4 separate regions of the Homo sapiens genome follow, and regions 1, 3 and 4 are each linked to region 2. A link is a contact called in ENCODE Hi-C or POLR2A ChIA-PET data. All regions are on one chromosome and are shown on one strand. The core of a region is the stretch at or near the end of the contact, and the rest is flanking DNA. Distances in the headings are between cores, read along the strand shown. Region 1 holds the start of MAST2 (microtubule associated serine/threonine kinase 2). Region 2 holds the start of KIF2C (kinesin family member 2C). Region 3 holds the start of IPP (intracisternal A particle-promoted polypeptide). Region 4 holds the start of PIK3R3 (phosphoinositide-3-kinase regulatory subunit 3).

Evidence for each region. A loop is a pair of places that touch in the nucleus more often than their neighbours do. ChIA-PET counts read pairs that join two places held with the same protein, here RNA polymerase II (POLR2A). Pooled maps may share reads with other maps.
Region 1: a loop to region 2 is called in a pooled map, with 8 times the contacts of the local background. The contact joins the promoter of MAST2 here to the promoter of KIF2C in region 2. A Hi-C loop is called at or near these places in 6 of 50 pooled maps. POLR2A ChIA-PET finds 5 or more read pairs at or near these places in 2 of 52 experiments (IMR-90 and K562).
Region 3: a loop to region 2 is called in a pooled map, with 8 times the contacts of the local background. The contact joins the promoter of IPP here to the promoter of KIF2C in region 2. A Hi-C loop is called at or near these places in 8 of 50 pooled maps. POLR2A ChIA-PET finds 5 or more read pairs at or near these places in 2 of 52 experiments (PC-9 and activated CD4-positive, alpha-beta T cell).
Region 4: a loop to region 2 is called in a pooled map, with 9 times the contacts of the local background. The contact joins the promoter of PIK3R3 here to the promoter of KIF2C in region 2. A Hi-C loop is called at or near these places in 6 of 50 pooled maps. POLR2A ChIA-PET finds 5 or more read pairs at or near these places in 2 of 52 experiments (A673 and CD4-positive, alpha-beta T cell).

The regions. Positions count from the first base shown.
Region 1 is chr1:45,800,046-45,804,970 of GRCh38, reverse strand. MAST2 (microtubule associated serine/threonine kinase 2) reads right to left here and starts at 1,359. Exons shown (of 29, transcript NM_015112.3): 1 at 899-1,359. The coding sequence starts at 1,075. RefSeq lists a silencer at 1,092-1,531.
Region 2 is chr1:44,737,892-44,742,694 of GRCh38, reverse strand. KIF2C (kinesin family member 2C) reads right to left here and starts at 2,858. Exons shown (of 21, transcript NM_006845.4): 1 at 2,693-2,858; 2 at 1,688-1,782. The coding sequence starts at 2,762. RefSeq lists an enhancer at 3,038-3,207.
Region 3 is chr1:45,747,934-45,752,435 of GRCh38, reverse strand. It overlaps IPP (intracisternal A particle-promoted polypeptide), which reads left to right and starts at 1,783. Exons shown (of 9, transcript NM_005897.3): 1 at 1,783-1,839. LOC105378693 (a long non-coding RNA gene) reads right to left here and starts at 1,487. Exons shown (of 3, transcript XR_947290.2): 1 at 1,188-1,487. RefSeq lists a silencer at 1,673-1,942.
Region 4 is chr1:46,130,789-46,135,631 of GRCh38, reverse strand. It overlaps PIK3R3 (phosphoinositide-3-kinase regulatory subunit 3), which reads left to right and starts at 3,003. Exons shown (of 10, transcript NM_003629.4): 1 at 3,003-3,785. The coding sequence starts at 3,680. The region is part of intron 1 of P3R3URF-PIK3R3 (P3R3URF-PIK3R3 readthrough); the gene reads left to right. It overlaps LOC101929626 (a long non-coding RNA gene), which reads right to left and starts at 2,261. Exons shown (of 3, transcript NR_125987.1): 1 at 2,242-2,261; 2 at 978-1,101. RefSeq lists enhancers at 2,221-2,450, 3,691-3,740.

The DNA of each region.
Region 1 (4,925 bases), core at 110-2,609, 1.1 Mb before region 2:
AGTAGGATCCCGAATAGAGCTGAACAAAAGGAAAGCTGTCACTAGAGTTCATTACTACAGAACATTTTTCTGTAAATCCAACAAGACCAAGGATTACTTATTCTCCTTTCACTAAACTTATTACCGCTACTAGTGGCAGCTTCTCCTGCCTGATAAAACTGACCTTTATCCCCTACTCATAAATACACCTACTCTTGACTAATAAATTACATAAACATATCCTGTTCATTCAGAAACTCCATGAATATTTGTATGCTGCTGTGTTTTCCCAGTAATGTGTTTTCAGTGGAAAACTAGCAGGCAAACCATATATCTACGAATTCTGTTCACAAAATTGGGCTTAACACTGCTCACATGCAGGTGTTTCACAAGTGCTTTCTTGTGAAATAGATGGTTGGTAAAGAGAGCCTTAACAATGATTGTGAACACACTGGTACAAAAGTATAATGATGGCCAAATCAGAGAATGCTTGGGAGTGTCATCCGTTTTTACAATTTTAAGGACAACCTCTAGAAAACAGGATAACACTACATCAAATTGACTTACATCTTACTCTATTTACTCCTATGGATAACTCCTCAACGCCTCTTTAGTAAGCCTACTCGTTGCAGCTCACACACTCAGCCCACATTCCAGCGTCCTTTCGCCCCATCCAGAACCCCTGACTATCTCTTGCACCAATTTTTCATTCTTCTACACCCCCATTTCCAATACAACCCCAGGCCACCACTTCCATTTCTCCACTCCCCATTTCTCGGCCTCCCCAGACCTCCCACTCCTCCCCGCGAACTACTCAGACCCCACCCCTCCAAAGCTCCAGCCCGGGTCCTCCCGCCGAAGATCCCCTCCCCCACGGCTTCCATTCAGGTTCACCCTCCCGGATCCCAACCCGCCCTACCTGCTCCTTGCCCTCGGGCCCCGCGGGGCCCGTCCGCTCCTCCAGCCGCTGCCTCCCGGGCGGCGCTCGCCGGCGCGGCGGCAAAGACTGAGACAGCTCCGCTGCCCGCTGAACTCCATCCTCCCGGCGGTCGGGCGGCGGCGGCTGCGGTCGGTCGCGGCAGCGGCTCCGCTTCATATCTGCAGCTGGGGCCCGCGGGCGTCAGCGCCGCGACTGTCCCGGCTCCGCACTGCCCCGGGCCGCAGCGCAGCCGCGCCAACCACCACCCGCGGCCACCATGGCCGGACGGGCTCCCTAAGCCACCGACCCCAGCCCGCGGCGCCTTCGAGCCTTCTGGGGCCTCCGGCGCCGCGACCTCCTCTGCGCTCCTCACGGAAGAGACAGCATCGCTGACGCCTCGCCTTCTCCCACCCAGCACACGTTGGGCAGGCCACCCGCCGCCGGCTCAGCCGCCTGCCTACAGCCAGCCTTCGGCCGGCCCCGCCCCTCACGCGCGCGCACCGGGAGCCCGCCCGCCACCTCCGGCCGCGCGCCGCCTCCCGCGCACGCGCCAGCGAACGGTCGCAAAGGACCCGCCCGTGGCCCTGGCGCGCAGTCGGAGGACCAGAAGCGAGCGGGGCTCTCGGCGCGCCGTCAGCGGCTGCGGACTCCCATTGAATCTTTCATTCATCCATTCATGAAACTGCTGGGCCAAGCTCAGTGCTGGGGACCCAAAAATGAGTTCGAGTCGATCGGTGTCCTCAAAGAACTAGGGAGAGAGGGGCCGGGAGCAGGAAGGAGACAGAATAACACAACTAATGAATAGAAGGCTAATGCATGCTTTTTTATTTAGTGCCTGCCAACTCTCACCTAATTCTCACATCACACTTAGGAGGCAAATCTGCGCATTCTCATATTACAGATAAAGAGACTGAGGCGAAGTGAAATGCACCAGGTCACCCAGCAAATCAGTGATCAAACTAGACGGAATTCTGGCTCTTCTGTCCCTTTCCACCGTGTTTGCTCTTTCCGGACAGTAAGACAGTGTGGAAACGCCTATAAAAGTGGAAAAAGTGATGGATTCCTTCTGGGAGGAGGAGAGGACAAAAAAGGCATACAATGAAGTCATCGTGTAGAGCCCAGCCCAGTCTGCTGTGGCCTGGGTAGCCTGACCTGCTGCCTGCAGTGACTCATCTGCTCAGCAACATGTGGTGGTAGCTCAGCTCTGGCCTCCCTCTGGCTTCAGCTGGTCTGCCACATGTTGTGTTTTTCCTCTTTTGACCTAGAAGCCTTGCTTAAAGCCTTCACCCATTTGTCCTGGGCCTCTTCCCTGACCCCTTTCTGAGTAATAAAAATAGCCAACACTATGGAGTGCCCACTGCATACCACACACTGTGCATTCAATTCAGACATACACAAACAAGAAGTAAGTTGTATTTCCATTTTACAGTTGAGGAAATAGGCTCAAATTACATAATATGCTCAACATCACACAGCTTATAAGTCCAGAGCCAGGACTCAAACCCAGGTCTGCCAGATCCGGACAGAAAGACAGTGCGGAAACACCTATAAAAGTGGAAAAAGTGATGGATTCCTTCTGGGAGGCCGGGAGGATGCACATAACCAATGTGCTCTACGGCCTGTCACCAGCCTGCTCCTCTATTCCCTGTCCCAGTTCCTTACCACCCATCCAGTTGCCTCAACCAGAAACCTGGAAATCATCCTGGACTCCTTCCTTGTCCTTTCCTCACATCCAATAAATGAACAAGTCTTATTGCCTCTATAACCTCACTATTTCTCCAATCTGCCTCCTCTTTCCGTCCCATTGGCACCACCTCAAGTTTCATCTTCCCTCACCTACTTGACTGAGAAAGCCTTCAACGGGTTCACTTATGCCAGTCTCATTGTCTTTAAACTCATCCTTCAAAAAGCCCTCACAAGACTCTTCCTATATGTTACTTGCTTGCTTAAAACAATTAAATGGACCGGGTGCAGTGGCTCACGCCTATAATCCCAGCACTTTGGGAGGCCAAGGCGGGCAGATCATGAATTCAGGAGATCGAGACCATCCTGGCTAACACAGTGAAACCCCGTCTCTACTAAAAATACAAAAAAATTAGCCAGGCGTGGTGGTGGGTGCCTGTAGTCCCAGCTACTCAGGAGGCTGAGAACTGCATGAACCTGGGAGACAGAGCTTGCAGTGAGCCAAGATCGTGCCACCGCACTCCAGCCTGGGTGACAGAGCAAGACTCCGTCTCAAAAAAAAAAAAAAAAAAAAAAAACAGTTAAATGAGGCCGGGCACGGTGGCTCACTCCTGTAATCCCAGCACTTTGGGAGGCCAAGGCAGGTGGATAACGAGGTCAGGAGATCAAGACCATCCTGGCCAACACGGTGAAACCCTGTCTCTGCTAAAAATACAAAAAATTAGCTGGGCGTGATGGCGGGCGCCTGTAGTCCCAGCTACTCGGGAGGCTGAGGCAGGAGAATGGCGTGAACCCGGGAGGCGGAGCTGGCAGTGAGCCAAGATCGCACCACTGAACTCCAGCCTGGGCGACAGAGCGAGATTCCATCTCAAAAAAAAAAGCAATTAAATGAATCTCAAGATGAAGTGTAAACTTACTATGGCTGGCAAGGCCATCCAAATCTGGCCTCTACCTCCCTCTCCTTCTCCCATTAATCCATGTGGTGACAACTAATTATAATTATTCCAGCTACATGTACAGGGTCTGTCACATCCTTAGTTACAAATAACAAACAACTCTGACTATCTTAAGCCTAAGGGGTAATTTCTTAGAAGGCTACATAGAATGGATCACAGAGCTGAACAGAGATAGGAGAAAAAGGCTTACGTAGCTGGCAGGAAACAAGGAGCCCCCACAGACTGAACCTTAGGGACAATCTCAGGACACTGCTGTCACAACCACCAGGCAATGAGCTGCGCTGCTACTGTGCACCCCTGCAAAGTAATTCTAACCCTCTCTTCATAGTTGTATCATCATTACAGATCAACAGTCTCTGGCAGGAGAACCCACTGACTCAGCCTTGGTAACTTAAGGACCAGAACCCATTCTACCTTCTCACCTTCCATACTGGTACTGCGAGAGTTATTGGGCAGATAGACTCTAAGCTAGTCCTCCTGCTCTACCTGCTTCCCAGTATTTTACACGTTTATGTAATCCCTTCCCATGAATGGAGATGAGGACTGTGACTTGTTTCCAACCAATAGAATACAAAAAAAGTAACAGGATATCATTTCCTTGATTATGTTACATTATATAAGACTCTATCTTGCTAGAAGACTCACTCTTGCACTCCTAATGGCCTTGACAAAGCAAGCTGTCATTCTCTGAACTGCCTATGGAGAGGTCCATGTGGCAGTAAACTCCAGGCAACCTCTAGGACAGCCTCCGGCCCAACAGCACCAAAACAAAACAAAAAACTCTGTAGGTCCAATCCTACAAGCAGGAGGAAATGAGTTCTCCTAACAGTGAGACTGAGCTTGGAAACAGGCCCTTCTCCAGTTGAGCACCCAGATGGGAACACAGCCCACACAACTTGGTGGAAGCCTGATGAGACCCTGAAGCAAAGAACCGAGCTAACACAAATCTAGACAGAAACTGTGAGATAATAAATGCATGTTATGTTAAGCTTCTAAGCTTGTGGTAATTATATATTTGTATTACATGTTAATACAAAACTAATACAGCCAGATACTTTCTCAGCCTCCCATCAGCCAGAAATGGCAATGTGACACAATGTGGCCCACATCCACTTTTTTTTTCTTTTTTTTTTTTTGTGATGGAGTCTTACTCTGTCACCCAGGCTGGAAGTGCAATGGCTCAATCTCCACTTACCACAACCTCCGCCTCCCAGGTTCAAGTGATTCTCCTGCTTCAGCCTCCAAGTAGCTAAGATTACTGGCGCATGCCACTGCACCCGCCTAATTTTTGTATTTTTAGTAGAGACGGGTTTCTCCATGTTGGCCAGGCTGGTCTTGAACTCCTGACTTCAGGTGATCTGCCCACCTCGGCCTCCTAACGTGCTGGG
Region 2 (4,803 bases), core at 1,609-4,108:
CAGGCTGGAGTGCAGTGGCATGATCTCAGCTCACTGCAACCTCTGCCTCCCAGGTTCATGTGATCCTCCTGCCCCAGCTTCCCAAGTAGCTGGGATTACAGGCCCGTGCCACCACACCCAGCTAATTTTTGTATTTTTAGTAGAGATGGGGGTTTCGCTATGTTGGCCAGGCTGGTCTCAAACTCCTGATCTCAAGTGATCCGCCCACCTCGGCCTCCCAAAGTGCTGGGATTACAGGCATGAGCCACTGCGCCTGGCTGCAGTTTGCTTTCTACAAACATACCAGAGCCGGGCATGGTGGCTCACGCCTGTAATCCCAGCACTTTGGGAGGCAGAGGCAGGCGGATCACGAGGTCAGGAGATCGAGACCATCCCGGCTAACACAGTGAAACCCCATCTCTACTAAAAATACAAAAAATTAGCCGGGCGTAGTGGCGGGCACCTGTAGTACCAGTTACTCGGGAGGCTGAGGCAGGAGAATGACGTGAACCCGGGAGGCGGAGCTTGCAGTGAGCTGAGATCTCGCCACTGCACTCCAGCCTGGGTGACAGAGTGAGACTCTGTCTCAAAACAAACAAACAAACAAACAAAAAAAACCCAGAAAATTATTGATTGCTTCAATTTAGAATGGACCTGACTAAATAAAATCCCAATGCATCTGGAAGGGGACCATTCTTTTTTTTTTTTTTTTTTTTTTTGAGACAAGTCCTCATTCTGTTGCCCAGGAGGCTGGAGAGCAGTGGTGCAATTTCAGCTCACTGAAACCTGTGCTTTCCCAGACTCCAGCAATTCTCCAGCCTCAGCCTCCAGAGCAGCTGGGACCACAGGCATGCACCACCATGCCCGGCTAATGTTTTTTGTATTTTTTGTAGAAATGAGGTTTTGTCATGTTGCCCAGCCTGGTCTTGAACTGCTGAGCTCAAAGCGATCTGCCCACCTCGGCCTCCCAAAGTGCTGGGATTATACATGTGAGCCACTGTGCCCAGCCAAGAAGACCATTTTTATTTTTTGAGGAAAGGTCTCACTCTGTCGCCCAGGCCAGAGTGCAGTGGCTCGATCATGGTTCAGTGCAGCCTCAACCTCCCAGGCTAAATCAATCCTCCCACCTCAGCTTCCCGAGTAGCTGGAACCACAGGCGTGAGCCACCACACCCTGATAATTTTTAATTTTTTTGTAGAGACAAGGTCTCAACATTTTTCCCAGGCTGGTCTCGAACTCCTGAGCTCAAGCAATCCTCCAGACCAGGCCTCTCAAAGTGTCGGGATTAGAGGCAAGAGCCACCGCACCCAGCCAATTTTTTTTTTTTTTTTTTTTTGAGACAGATTCTCACTGTCACCCAGGCTGGAGTGCAGCGGCACAGTTTCGGCTCACTGCAACCTCCGCCTCCCAGGTTCAAGCAGTTCTCCTGCCTCAGGCTCCCAAGTAGTTGGGATTACAGGCATGCACTACCACGACTGGCTAATTTTTGTATTTTCAGTAGAGACAGGTTTCGCCATGTTGGCCAGGATGGTCTCGAACTCCTGACATCAGGTGATCTGCCCGTCTCAGCCTCCCAAAGTTCTGGGATTACAGGCGTGAGTGAGAAGAGCACAGCATCAGAAACTAGGCTCTCACAGATTCCACTTCTGCACAGATCCTTTATGTAGGAAGACATTAAATGTGGTAGAGGAATTCTCATAGAACCTACCTCTTTGCCCTTTGTGGCACCTCCTTCTGCCCATTCCACTGAAACACAGGATTTCTCCAAGTTCACAGTCCTTACATTGGCACTGTGAATTAAACCTATAAAGTATGAAAAAACCAGAGTTACCCATCTCTTTCCTGAGAGCTTCACTTTTAGGATTCCACAGAGATTCCCAAAGTGGAGTTAACCTGAAGGAACAGGCAGCTACCTTAAAAAAAAAAAAAAAAAAAACTAAGAGAAACAAATAAATCTCCTGGGCTTCACCTTTAGAATATCCACAGTGAGGTGGGCTGGGGACAGGTTTTTAAACTGAGCTGCATGGGATAAGGATTCACCCCTACTCAAGAGAGCCTACAAAAAAAGAGAGATAGAGCCTACAAAAGAGAACATACAAAAGGTATGTTTGAGCACAGGATTCCCCACAACCCTTAGATGAACTTTTCCTCAACATAGCATTGAGGATCTGGCCCTTTTGGGGTTTTCCTAACTCATTTCTGGCGGTCATATCTGTCCATTTCCCTAATGACACGGGTATCAGACCTGCCAGAACTGCGGTACCTGCTTAAGCAAAAGAGAGAACGACTACAAGCTCCTCAAGCGCAGGGTTCTTGTCTGTCCCGTTTACCTGACATACCGCAACTGCGCAATATTTATTCGAGAGTAAAGGGGCCAGGAGACCGAGGTCCCCATAAGAGCAGGGCATTTTCAGGGGAGAATTTTGGAAGGGAAGTGAATTTAGAAGTCCCAACTTCCCTGGGAGGTCTACCAGCCTTGGAGAAGGTCCGCCCACTCCCAGAGGACTGCGAAAGGGACCACGTACAGCGCAGGGACTCTCACCCCTGTGTAGGCAAGAATGACTGCCAGTGCAGAGACCCGGAGTGAGTGCGTGTGAAAAGGAGGGAGGGAGAGAAAGAGAGTGAAAGCCCATCTGTGTGTCCGGGGACGGGCAGTAATTTCAGTCGTCTCACCGCTCACGAGTCCCCTTGACCTAGGGACCCCGCTCCTCACCATTACTGCGTTGGATCTTGATAGCGAGACCGGGAAACAGGCGGGCCTGAAGCGACGAGTCCATGGCCATTCGGAGAGTCAGCAAGGAAGAGAAACGCGCAATACCAAGAAACCTCAATTTCGCTAACCCTACGAAGTCTTAACGCCGCGTAAACCGCCGCAGTTTAAATCCCGCGCGCAAGCGTCCTTAAAACGTCATTCCGCTGTCCCCGCCCTCGCTTCCGCCAGTCAGCGGCGCCCTGCGGAGCCTTGGGGGAGACGCAGTTCCCAACCATCTTCCTACGCTTGGCACCGCCCATGCGTCTGGCCACACCCCCGAGCGCTGTGCCTTCTGGGAACTTCGCCGCTACGTGGGGTCTGGGGCTCCCATTTCTGGTATTGTCCTCGGTCACCTTGTACTGCGGGGTTCCCGAAAACTGGGAAACTTCAGTATGTATTTGACAATGAGGGCTCTGGGATCCTACAGACATGGGTTCGAATCGTAGCTTCTTCAATTGCAAGTTCAGTGACCTCGAGCAAGTTGGAGACTTGGCCGGGCGCGGTGGCTCACTCCTGTTAATCCCAACACTTAGGAAGGGAGAGGTGGGAGTGATCGCTCGAGATCAGAAGTTCGAGACCAGACAGGGCAACATAGCCAAGACCCTGTTCTCAAAGCAAAACAAAACCACAGATTAGAAACTTGACTTAGTTTTTCTTATTAAATAGTGCAGAAGCATGTTGCCTCATTCAAGGAGTTATGTATAAATTTCCAGAAAGACACTGATTCACCAGATATTTATTGAGTGAAGTCTACCACCTGCTAGGCATGGTACCAGGAAATGGAGATAATGAACTAGACACATAGTTCCTGTCCTCCTTTTTTTTTTTTTCCATTTAACCCTTAGTGGACACAGCACATGTTTCAGAGAGCACGGGGTTGGGGGTAAGGTTATAGATTAACAGCATCCCAAGGCAAAAGAATTTTTCTTAGTACAGAACAAAATGGAGTCTCCTATGTCTACTTCTTTCTACACAGACACAGTAACAATCTGATCTCTCTTTCTTTTCCCCACATTTCCCCCTTTTCTATTCGACAAAACCGCCATCGTCATCATGGCCCGTTCTCAATGAGCTATTGGGTACACCTCCCAGATGGGGTGGCGGCGGGGCAGAGGGGCTCCTCACTTCCCAAATGGGGCAGCCGGGCAGAGGCGCCCCCCCCCCCCACCTCCCAGACAGGGCGGCGGCTGGGAGGGGGCTGCCCCCCACCTCCCAGACGGGGCGGCTGGCCGGTCGGGGGCTTTCCCCCCACCTCCTGGACGGGGCGGCTGCCGGGAGGAGACGCTCCTCATCTCCCGGACGGGGCGGCTGCCGGGCAGAGTGGCTCCTCACTTCTCAGACGGGGCGGCCAGTCAGAGACGATCCTCACCTCCCAGACAGGGTGGCGGCGGGGCAGAGACACTCCTCAGTTCCCAGACGGGGTCGCGGCGGGGCAGAGGCGCTCCCCACATCCCAGACGATGGGCGGCCGGGAAGAGACGCTCCTCACTTCCTAGACCGGGTGGCGGCCGAGCAGAGGCTGCAATCTCGGCACTTTGGGAGGCCAAGGCAGGCGGCTGGGAGGTGGAGGTTGTAGCGAGCCGAGATCACGCCACCGCACTCCAGCCTGGGCAACATTGAGCACTGAGTGAGCGAGACTCCGTCTGCAATCCCGGCACCTCGGGAGGCCAGGGCTGGCAGATCACTCGCGGTCAGGAGCTGGAGACCAGCCCGGCCAGCACGGTGAAACCCCATCTCCACCAAAAAATACGAAAACCAGTCAGGTGCGGCGGCGCGCGCCTGCAATCCCAGGCACTCGGCAGGCTGAGGCAGGAGAATCAGGCAGGGAGGCTGCAGTGAGTCGAGATGGCGGCAGTACAGTTCAGCCTCGGCTTGGCATCAGAGGGAGACCGGGGAGAGGGGGAGGGGGAAAGGGAGAGGTTTTTTTTTTTTTTAATTAGAGACAGTGTCTTGCTATGTTGCCCAGGCTGGTCTTGAACTCCTGGGCTCAAAGATCCTCCCTCCTTAACCTCCCAAAGTGCTAGGATTACATGTGTGAACCACCAAGCCCGGCCTCCTGTTCTTGACGATCTG
Region 3 (4,502 bases), core at 534-3,033, 1.0 Mb before region 2:
TATGCTTAACTTTCACAAGTGTAATCCAGAGTAAGTCATGAAATTGATTTTAGTAGTGCTGAAGTATAATTTTCTGAAGAGTAAAACCATGACTCTCTTACAAATATAAAAAAAAAGTATCAAATATTTTATTTATCTCATTAACTTATAAGGGAGCCAGTAAGATATTTAGGAATGTAGCATGAATTTGCTAAGAATCAGGAATGTTTAAATGAATTTGCTGAGAAGGGTAAAAATGGCTTAATATGCTACAGGTCAATAAAACAATGTTTTGGTGTATCTTTTCTACAGACGGGCAAGAATTATTTTAAGTACTACCAGTTTTCTGGTGAAATACTTTAGTCAATAGAAAGTCAGAGCTCCCTATGGATGCAAATCCGTCCAGCCTTACACTGAAAGGGCACACAGAATTCTCTTTTCCTCATTTCCAAGTCTTTGACAATGTTTGCTGACAATAGGTCCCTGTTAGCAGTTTTTGGTAATGAAGTAGAAAAGAAGAAATAAAAATTTAGTGCACTGCGGGTCGTAAGTGTAAACATAGTTTTGTGAAGATTTTGTTTCAGGCCAGGCACAGTGGCTCACACCTCCCAGCACTTTGGGAGGCCGAGGCGGGCGGATCACTCGAGCCCAGGAGTTGGAGACCAGCCTGGTCAACATGGCGAAATCTTGTCTCTACTAAAAATACAAAAAATTAGCCTGGCGGTGGTGGCACAGGCCTGTAGTCCCAGCTACTCAGGAGGCTGAGGTGGGAGGACTACCAGAGCCCAGGAAGTCGAGGCTGCAGTGAGCCGAGATGGCACCACTGCACTCCAGCCTGGGCGACAAAGCCAGGCCCTGTCTCATAAAAAGAGAAAGAAATACACTTTGGGAGGCCGAGTCGGGCGGATCACCTGAGGTGGGGAGTTTGAGACCAGCCTGACCAACATGGAGAAACTCAGTCTGTACTAAAAATACAAAATTAGCCGGGCATGGTGGCGCATGCCTGCAATCCCAGCTACTTGAGAGGCTGAGGCAGGAGAATCGCTTGAACCCAGGAGGCGGAGGTTGCGGTGAGCCGAGATCCGGCCATTGCATTCATTCTAGCCTGGGCAACAAGAGCGAAATTCCGTCTCAAAAAATAAAAAATAAAAATAAAAATAAAGAAATGAGATTTTATGTTAGATATATACTTCTATATATATACTCACAAGTATGTGGTATTGAGTTTGATGTAAAATATTTTTGTTCACCGTAGGCTGGGATCAAAACAGTTTGAAAGCCACTAATGTGACACATGAGGGTCAACAGTGAAAAAAACTGGACTTTTGAGTTCTTCCTTCCCCAAAATAAGTATCCCTTCAGTGCCAGGCTCAGTCATGCACTCAGAAAACGATTCGAGAGAACAGTAGAGAAGGACCGTGCCAGGTGTTCGGCTCGTCTCTGCTTAACTGAGATCCGCGGCCTTCTTGGGACACCACAAGAATCAGAGTGCAAGCGGAATGGAAAGGGCGAGCCAGCCGGCCCCAGCAGGCAGAAGCAGAGGCTTGCAGCTAAGCTGTTGATCCTTGGGGAAGCAAGCCCAAGCCCTGGGCCCCATCAGTGGGCACTGAGAGGCGCCAGCGGCCCAGTCTCCCGCGAGCGGAAGAACCTCGCGCACGCGCAGTGAAAACCCAGGGCCCGCGAAGCGTCCGAAGTCCCTTCCCACCGCCCGGCTTCGCCTCCAGTTCTCGGGGAACTGTACGGCCCAGTCACTCCCGCCTCGTCACCCCCGCCAGGTTTCCCCCGCCCTCTCCGGCCGGGGCTGGTCGCGACTGCGCGCGCAGGGCCTGAGCGGGCGCCGGAGGGAAGGGGAAGCGGCGGGTAAGGAGGGCCTGCGTTCGGGCGCGTCTGTGACGGGGTTGGGAACTTCCTCTTCTACTCCCTCCGGCTTTCCGGACCCCTGAGGACTGGAGTGAGAGAAGCCTCTAGAACTGTGTATTTCCTTGTCTTTCCTTCTGCCGCCGCAGGCCTTCCTCCGACAGTCTAAGTGTCGCCCTCCCCAGACCTTCTCGTCCGGACCGCTCCTGCCTCCCCCGCCCCAACTGGGGAATCCTGAGGCTGTGTCCCCAGTCCCTCTGTTGTCGCCTCGTTTGTCTGAGATCCCTTCCCTGACCTTTAGGTAGCGCAGGAACGATTATTAGCTTTTAGTGTAGCAGCAGTTTAGGGCTAGCTCTCTAGGCCGGGCCCCCAACTCAAGCACAAAGAACCACGGGTGTTTTGACACTTGTTCCGGGGATTCTTTCTGACACCCCTTTGCTGAAGCAGTTTCCACATGTTCCCAGCAGTGAATTCAAAGCCAGCAAACATAGGTCCGCTTTAGTTCCTCTGGGCATTTCTACCGTTTCCTAATAATCTGCTTTTTTTTTTGAGACAGTCTCGCCCCTTCTCCTAGGCTGGAATGCAGTGGTGCGATCACAACTCACTGCAGCCTCGACTTCTCAGGCTCTAGCGATCCTCTCACCTCAGCCTCCCAAGTAGCCGGAAGTACAGGCTTGCCCCATCACAGCCAGCTAATGTTAAAACAATTTTTTTTGCGGCGGGGGGCTCGCTGTATTGCCCAGGCTGGTCTTGAACTCTAGGACTCAAGCGATCCTCCCTGGCCGGGCGCGGTGGCTCACGCCTGTAATCCCAGCACTTTGGGAGGCCGAGGCGGGCGGATCACGAGGTCAGGAGATCGAGACCATCCTGGCTAACACGGTGAAACCCCGTCTCTACTAAAAATGCAAAAAATTAGCCGGGCGTGGTGGCGGGCGCCTGTAGTCCCAGCTGCTCGGGAGGCTGAGGCAGGAGAATGGCGTGAACCCGGGAGGCGGAGCTTGCAGTGAGCCGAGATCGTGCCACTGCACTCCAGCCTGGGCGACAGAGCGAGACTCCGTCTCAAAAAAAAAAAAACAAAAAACAAAAACAAAACAAAAAAAAAAAACAAAAAATCAAGCGATCCTCCCGACAGGACATCCCAAAGTGCTGGGGTTATAGGTGTGAGCCACCTTGCCCAGTCAACAATCTGCTTTTCAAGTTTGGGGCACGTGAGGCATGCAACGTCACAGAATTGTGCTCTTTTCCTTTGGAAATATGGTCACTCCACATGCCACCTTTTGGGATGACGTTCCTACTCCACTGACAGTGGGATGGTATCAGCAGTTACTGAGAAGCATGGTAACAGACTAGTATTTCTGTTGTCTGCCACCCGAATGGATATTCAGTCAACTCTTTCTTGTAGCAGGAGGCAGCATTTTAGCTCAGTGGCTGTGCTTGATGCCTTGAAGTAGGGGACAGAGGAGGTACCTTGTAATTAAACCACTAGGGTTCAAAATGTGCTGACAGAAATGTAAAACAGAAAAGGCCTGACAGTCATGTCATGTTGATAATAGTTCCAGGTCACATTTCTGTGTAGGGCCAAATACATGGTTTCTCCGCCCCCACCCCCTTTTTTTCCTTTTTTTTTTTTGAGACGGAGTCTCTCTGTTGCCCAGGCTGGAATGCAGTGGCTCCATCTCCACTCACTGCAACCTCTGCCTCCCAGGTTCAAGCGATTCTCCTGCCTCAGCCGCCCACGTCACTGGGATTACAGGCGCCCACCACCATGACTGGGTAATTTTTTGTATTTTTTAGTAGAGATGGGGTCACCATGTTGGCCAGGCTGGTCCTGAACGCCTGACCTCTGGTGATCCACCCGCCTCAGCCTTCCAAAGTGCTGGGATTAAAGGCGTGAGTCACCGCACCTGCTTTTTGTTGTTGTTGTTGTTGAGACACGGTCTTGCTCTGTTGTCCAGGCTGGAGTGCAGTGGCACCATCTCAGCTCACTGCAGCCTGGACTTCCCTGGCTCAGGTGGTCCTCCCACCTCAGCCTCCCCTGAGTAGCTGGGACTACAGGCCTGTGCTATCATGCCTGGCTAATTTTTTTGTATTTTTAGTAGAGACAGGGTTTAGCCATGTTGCCCAGACTGGTCTCAAACTCCTGGACTCAAGCGATCTGCCTGCCTCAGCCTCCTAAAAATCTGGGCTTACAGGTATGAGCCACTGTGCCCAGCCCCTTTCACCCTCTTTAAAAAATTTATTTTTCACTTCAATTTGGGTGACAGAGTGAGACCCTGTCCCCCAAAATAGATATTTTTTAAATTGGCACATAATAATTGTTTTATATTTACATTTATGAGGTACAGTGTGATATTTTGATACATGTATATAATGTATAATTATCAAATCAGGGTAATTACCATATTCATCACCTCAAACACTTCTTGCTATTATATGCTAGTTATATGTAATATGTTGATATTCTGTAGATGGTGATATGAAGTTTTAGCAGCTACCTTCGAATCTCTCAATCAAATTTCTCAATAAGTTAATTCCTAGAAAGTGATGATAATCAGCCTTGTTATTTTGACTTTGATAAGTTTAAATGCTATAAACGTAACCATTTTTTTTCTAACATCAGCCCACACTATAAGTCTTATTACCCATTGTCATTGATACCTAAATTA
Region 4 (4,843 bases), core at 1,754-4,253, 1.4 Mb before region 2:
CTATATTCAGAGCACAGAAGAAATATTTCATCCATCTCTGAAATAAAGAGGAAGAAATGAAGCATATTTGAACAGTTGCAGAAAAAAACCATACCAGGGTGAAAAGTGAAGGGCATCCTAGCCATTTGGAGTTACAGAAAAGTACTATTAATCCTAAATACTTAAGTGGCATATTTTTTCATTCTAAGTGTTTCACTATAAACTAAGCAGCTTGCATAAATCTATTTCATAGATATATAAATGAAAGCAGATTTCATGATTTACCTAAGACTACTTTAAATTAAAAAAAGAAAGGGAGAGGGCAAAGGAAAACAAGCAGCTCCCAAAGTAGCAGGTTGTGACCCAGGAGCTTGAGTGCTTAGAGCTGAATTTAATCCACACCCAGGTCAAATATAATTCTCCAACTTGGAAGTGGTCCAGGACACCCGAGCTAACATTTTTTACCTTTGCCAAAGAGCCTGGGGCAGTTTGGTGACAAGCAATCACAACCTCACTTCTATTTCTCAACTGAAAGAAAGACCAGAATCATCTCACAGGTGCTTTCCCCCATGGCAGGGCACTGGTTTAAGCTCAAGGACTAAGAAAGTTTGCTTCCCCTTGATTCATCATTGCCTCTTGCATCACTTATTCTCTGGAGATATATTCAAAGGTCTATTTAAGTTGGAGAGTTGGGTCATACAATTTTAGGTGGAAAGACTGAATCACAGCTTTACTCCATGTGTCAGCCTTGACCACTTGATTATATACTGTGCTTGGACGTCACTTCATCTCTCAAAGCCTTAGCTGTGGGAAAAGCCTGGGTGATTGCTCTGTGTATTAGAAACTGAAACCCCACCACTAAATGCTGAAAAGTGGTCCAGGCAAAAGGTGCTGTGGAAATCTGAAAGCCATTATCTTTTCCACACTTCCTCTCTCTTCACCCTCATTTTGTTTGGGAATGCACATGAACACCCGTGAACAAAAATAAACCAACCCACCCTTGACTGATTGTTCTGTCTTTTGAGTTATCAAACTTGAGTGCTTCTGGCTCCCAGATATGCTGAAGTAGAGACTGCTGGGAAGGCAGCCACAAATTAGAGTTGATCTTCCAGTATCTTCTACCTGTAAGGAATGGTTCAGGAAATTATAATTAATGAGTCCTGCCCCAAAGTTGAAATCATATTTGGATTTCAGAAATAATAAGAAAGCATATAAGAATCCTGGTGTCTTTTCTTAGCTCAACCATGTCCATCCATACTTTCTGGCCCTTTTAAACCAGTTACTCTATACCCAGTCCATATACATTTTGACTGTCTGCCCTCAGGAACTGTCTCAACTCAGGGCATCTTTAAGGAAGGCAGAACCACCTTAGGAGGTAGAGGGTGAAACGTGGCAACTCTTCCATAGGCGAATCAATATAGCAGACATGCTCAAGGTAGGAGGTTTTGCTAGGGCTTAAATCAGGCTGTCAACTCAAACACAATGGGCTTTGTTACTCCTGTGTAAAGAGGAAATGGAGCAGTTTTTGGCCTCCTCAGACTGTATTGTAGGGTATACAGGATGGCAATTCCAGGCACAATCTTCAGGAGACACAAATCTGCTTTTAGCTATTCAGTGTTCCCCAGCAAGTTAATTAGCTGTTTCTGAAATGCATGGAAATATTCAGCATTTTCATAGTGAAGCCAATCTCCCAGATTTAAGCTTTGGGGGTGGGAATGAGTATGTGAGGAAGAGGGTCTGTCAGGGAAACAGAATAGAGCCCTTTTGGTGAGAGATTCCAACACCTGTGACTTATCTTAGAAATTACACATGCACTGTAATTCCAAGACTTTTTTTTTTTTTAATTGGTTTGAGCACTCGAGCAGGAGGGCTTGCTGAGACCTCTCACTATTTTAGGCGTGGGGAGTTACCTCTGGGTTCAAAAGTCTTTGGGTGGGAAGCACAGAGGAACTGCGAAATGCCTCCCTCAGAAATGTCCAATTGCTCAAGGGGAGAAGCAGGGAGTGGGGTCAGGTAGCAGCCAGGAAGGTTGCAGGGGCCACGGGCACATCCTCTCCCTGAGTGGTAAGGTGGCAAGTGGGTTTGGGGACCATTGCTTTGACAACTTGTCAAGGGTGCGGAGAGGGCTGTCCCAGCAAGGTGAAGAGGTCTGTAGGAAAGGAGTCTCCCCAGAGACCTCCTAAGGACCAGAAGAGCGCGCACCCCGCCAAGTGACAGAACGTGCCCCCTCTGTGTCCGCTCCCTTCCCCCGCGGCCAATCACCGGGCAGAGGCGTCTCACGCCAGCAGGTCCTCCCTGGCTCCTCTCCTTACTCGTCCGGGCGGACCAAGCCTCAGCAGGAGCCCCGCCTGTCTCCAGGCAGTTTGAGCCCCCGAGCGCTCGCCCAGCCTGTCAGTAACCGCCGTTTGCGTTTTCTTCCTTTCTTTCTTTCTTTTTTTTCCTCCTCTTTTCTTTTCCCCTTCTGCCTTTGTCCCGCTTAGTAACTGGGCTCTGACCAATCGCCGCCTTACCGGCCGGCGCCGGCTGTCTCCTGATTGGCCCGCTTGGGGCGCGCAGCCGTCTCCCGCTCCTTCGCAGGAGCAAGGCAGACAAAAGACGCAGGCTCCAGGCTCCGGCAACCGGCCTCAGCCAATCACCACCCACCTTGCCTCTCTTCCCTCGCCCCACTCCCTCCTCGCCTGGCTCGCGTGCTCCCGGCACTGACTCCTGGAGTGCGGCCAGCGCCCGGATCGTACCATTCTGATTGAGGCTGGGGGAGAGCGCGGATGGCTGATTGGGGAGCCGAAGCCTAGAGAGCGGTGGGGAGACGTGAAAGTCGAGATGGAGAGCAGCTTTTTGAACATGTTCTCAGGCACTTGACAGAATCCCGGTACATCGAGGCGGGACGGCGTGGAAGGGGCGGTGGTGATGCCTGCTGTCCCCCCTCCCGGCGCGGTTGGGTGGCGCCTCAGCGGGTGGGCAGCATGGGGCGGGGAGGGTGTCCCCTCCGCGCCGTTAAAATGAAACTCTAGTGGCTGGAGTCCGGGCAGAGCTTGAGGGCAGTTGGTGCGGTCGGGTTGGTTCTTACACCCCGGCGGGAGCGCCCAGACAAGCCGAGCTGACTGGACTTCTCCGGCCGGCCCCATTCCCGAGGCTGCGGCAGCTTCGGTTCCGAGACCGACCGGAGAGGAGCCCGAGTCCCGGCCTCTGGGGGATTCGCTCTCTGCAGACCAGTGGGACCCCGAAACTTGAACGCAATCTCCAGCCCCCTTTTTTGCCTTCCTTTGTCACTTGCCCGGGTTTCTCCCAACGTGTTCTTTTTTTTCCTCTTCATTCTCCCTCCTTCGAAGGACACAAAAGTGGCTTCCGCGGAAAGATTTGGAGGCGGTGGGAGCTTTTCTCCCCGGAGAGCGACTGTGTAGAAAGGATTTTTGGGAAGCCGCTTTTTAACACCTCTGCTCTCCGTCCCCCAAGCCTCTGTGTAATCCTCTGAGGAGAAAAGCCCATAGCTTGAAAGTTCGGGGGCATTTTGTTGTGTTCTGTAGGAGAGAGGGGGAGGACCCTGTTCGGGTAGTTTGGCCGGACTGGTACTGGCCGTTGGAAAACCCGAAGTACATTTCCGTGTGGAACTTTTGCAGATATATATTTTTAGATTTTTAAATACCAGATAAAAAATATATGCCTTCTATATATCTCCTGGCGACCTGCCCCTGACAGCGCGATGTACAATACGGTGTGGAGTATGGACCGCGATGACGCAGACTGGAGGGAGGTGATGATGCCCTATTCGACAGAACTGATATTTTATATTGAAATGGATCCTCCAGGTACTTGGGAGAAAAAAAAAAAGAATCTCGTGATGGGTCTGATTTGTATTTACCAAGAGCTTGCTGATGTTTTCAGGGCAGAAGTATTCCTGGGTGCGCTAGGTTCGGGATGAGGAGATTTGCAGTTACAGCTGCGGTAAAACTGCTTCTGGTTTACACGTTTAAAGTTTGCAGTTAGGACCCTGATCCTATTGTCCTGCGAAGGTGGGGGTGGGGGCTGGAAGTGGGGGTGGGAGGAGAGACCCCTTTTTAAAATTATCATTATTTTTTACTTTGCCTTTGCGTGTCGTTCAGGTTTTTCTTGTGCCCGCCACTTTATTTTATTTTTTTCTTTTTCAATTAAAGACTCTTCTACCTGCAAAGGATGTTTTATATCCCGGGGTTAAAACCAGTCTTTCACTTTGGGCGAATTCTTGAAAGCTTGTCCTTTCATACATTTGTCTAATTTGGTTCGTTGTGTTTTACCCCGGTTAACTTCTGAAACTGAGTTATGTGATTATTCATTGTAAGACTCCCTTTTTCTCTTGCAGAAACAAATGCCGGTTAGTGATTTTTTTTAGGGATTGGGCGTTCGTATTCAGCCATGGTCTTAGTCTGAGGTTTTCCTTCTCAGAAGATAGTCGCTCAGAGAAATCTACGTGCAATATTTTATTACTCTTTAATTTAATGATGATTTAACTTAATTTATGGGATAGGGTTTAATGTAACTTCAATTCCTAGAATAAAGAAAAAGCAAAAACAAAAACGAGGGAACCTTTCTGTTTCCTGTGAACGTGTGATATATACATATGTGTTCCTATACACGTAATGTAAAGTATACATATATAGCACTATATTTTTATTTTAAAGCTCTGTCTGACGCTATTACAGACATTTTGTGTATCTGGTAGGAAAGGAAAAGGAAAGCAAAATGGAAAAGTTGGCTTTTTTTTCCTTTAAAGTCTACCCCATTTTATGATTATTAGCTGTCAGATTTTCTCAAACCCTGTTTGCAGTTACAGATGGTGTTTTATGTAATGATTCTGAATAAGTAGAGAGCCTTTGTGACTCCTTGTTTC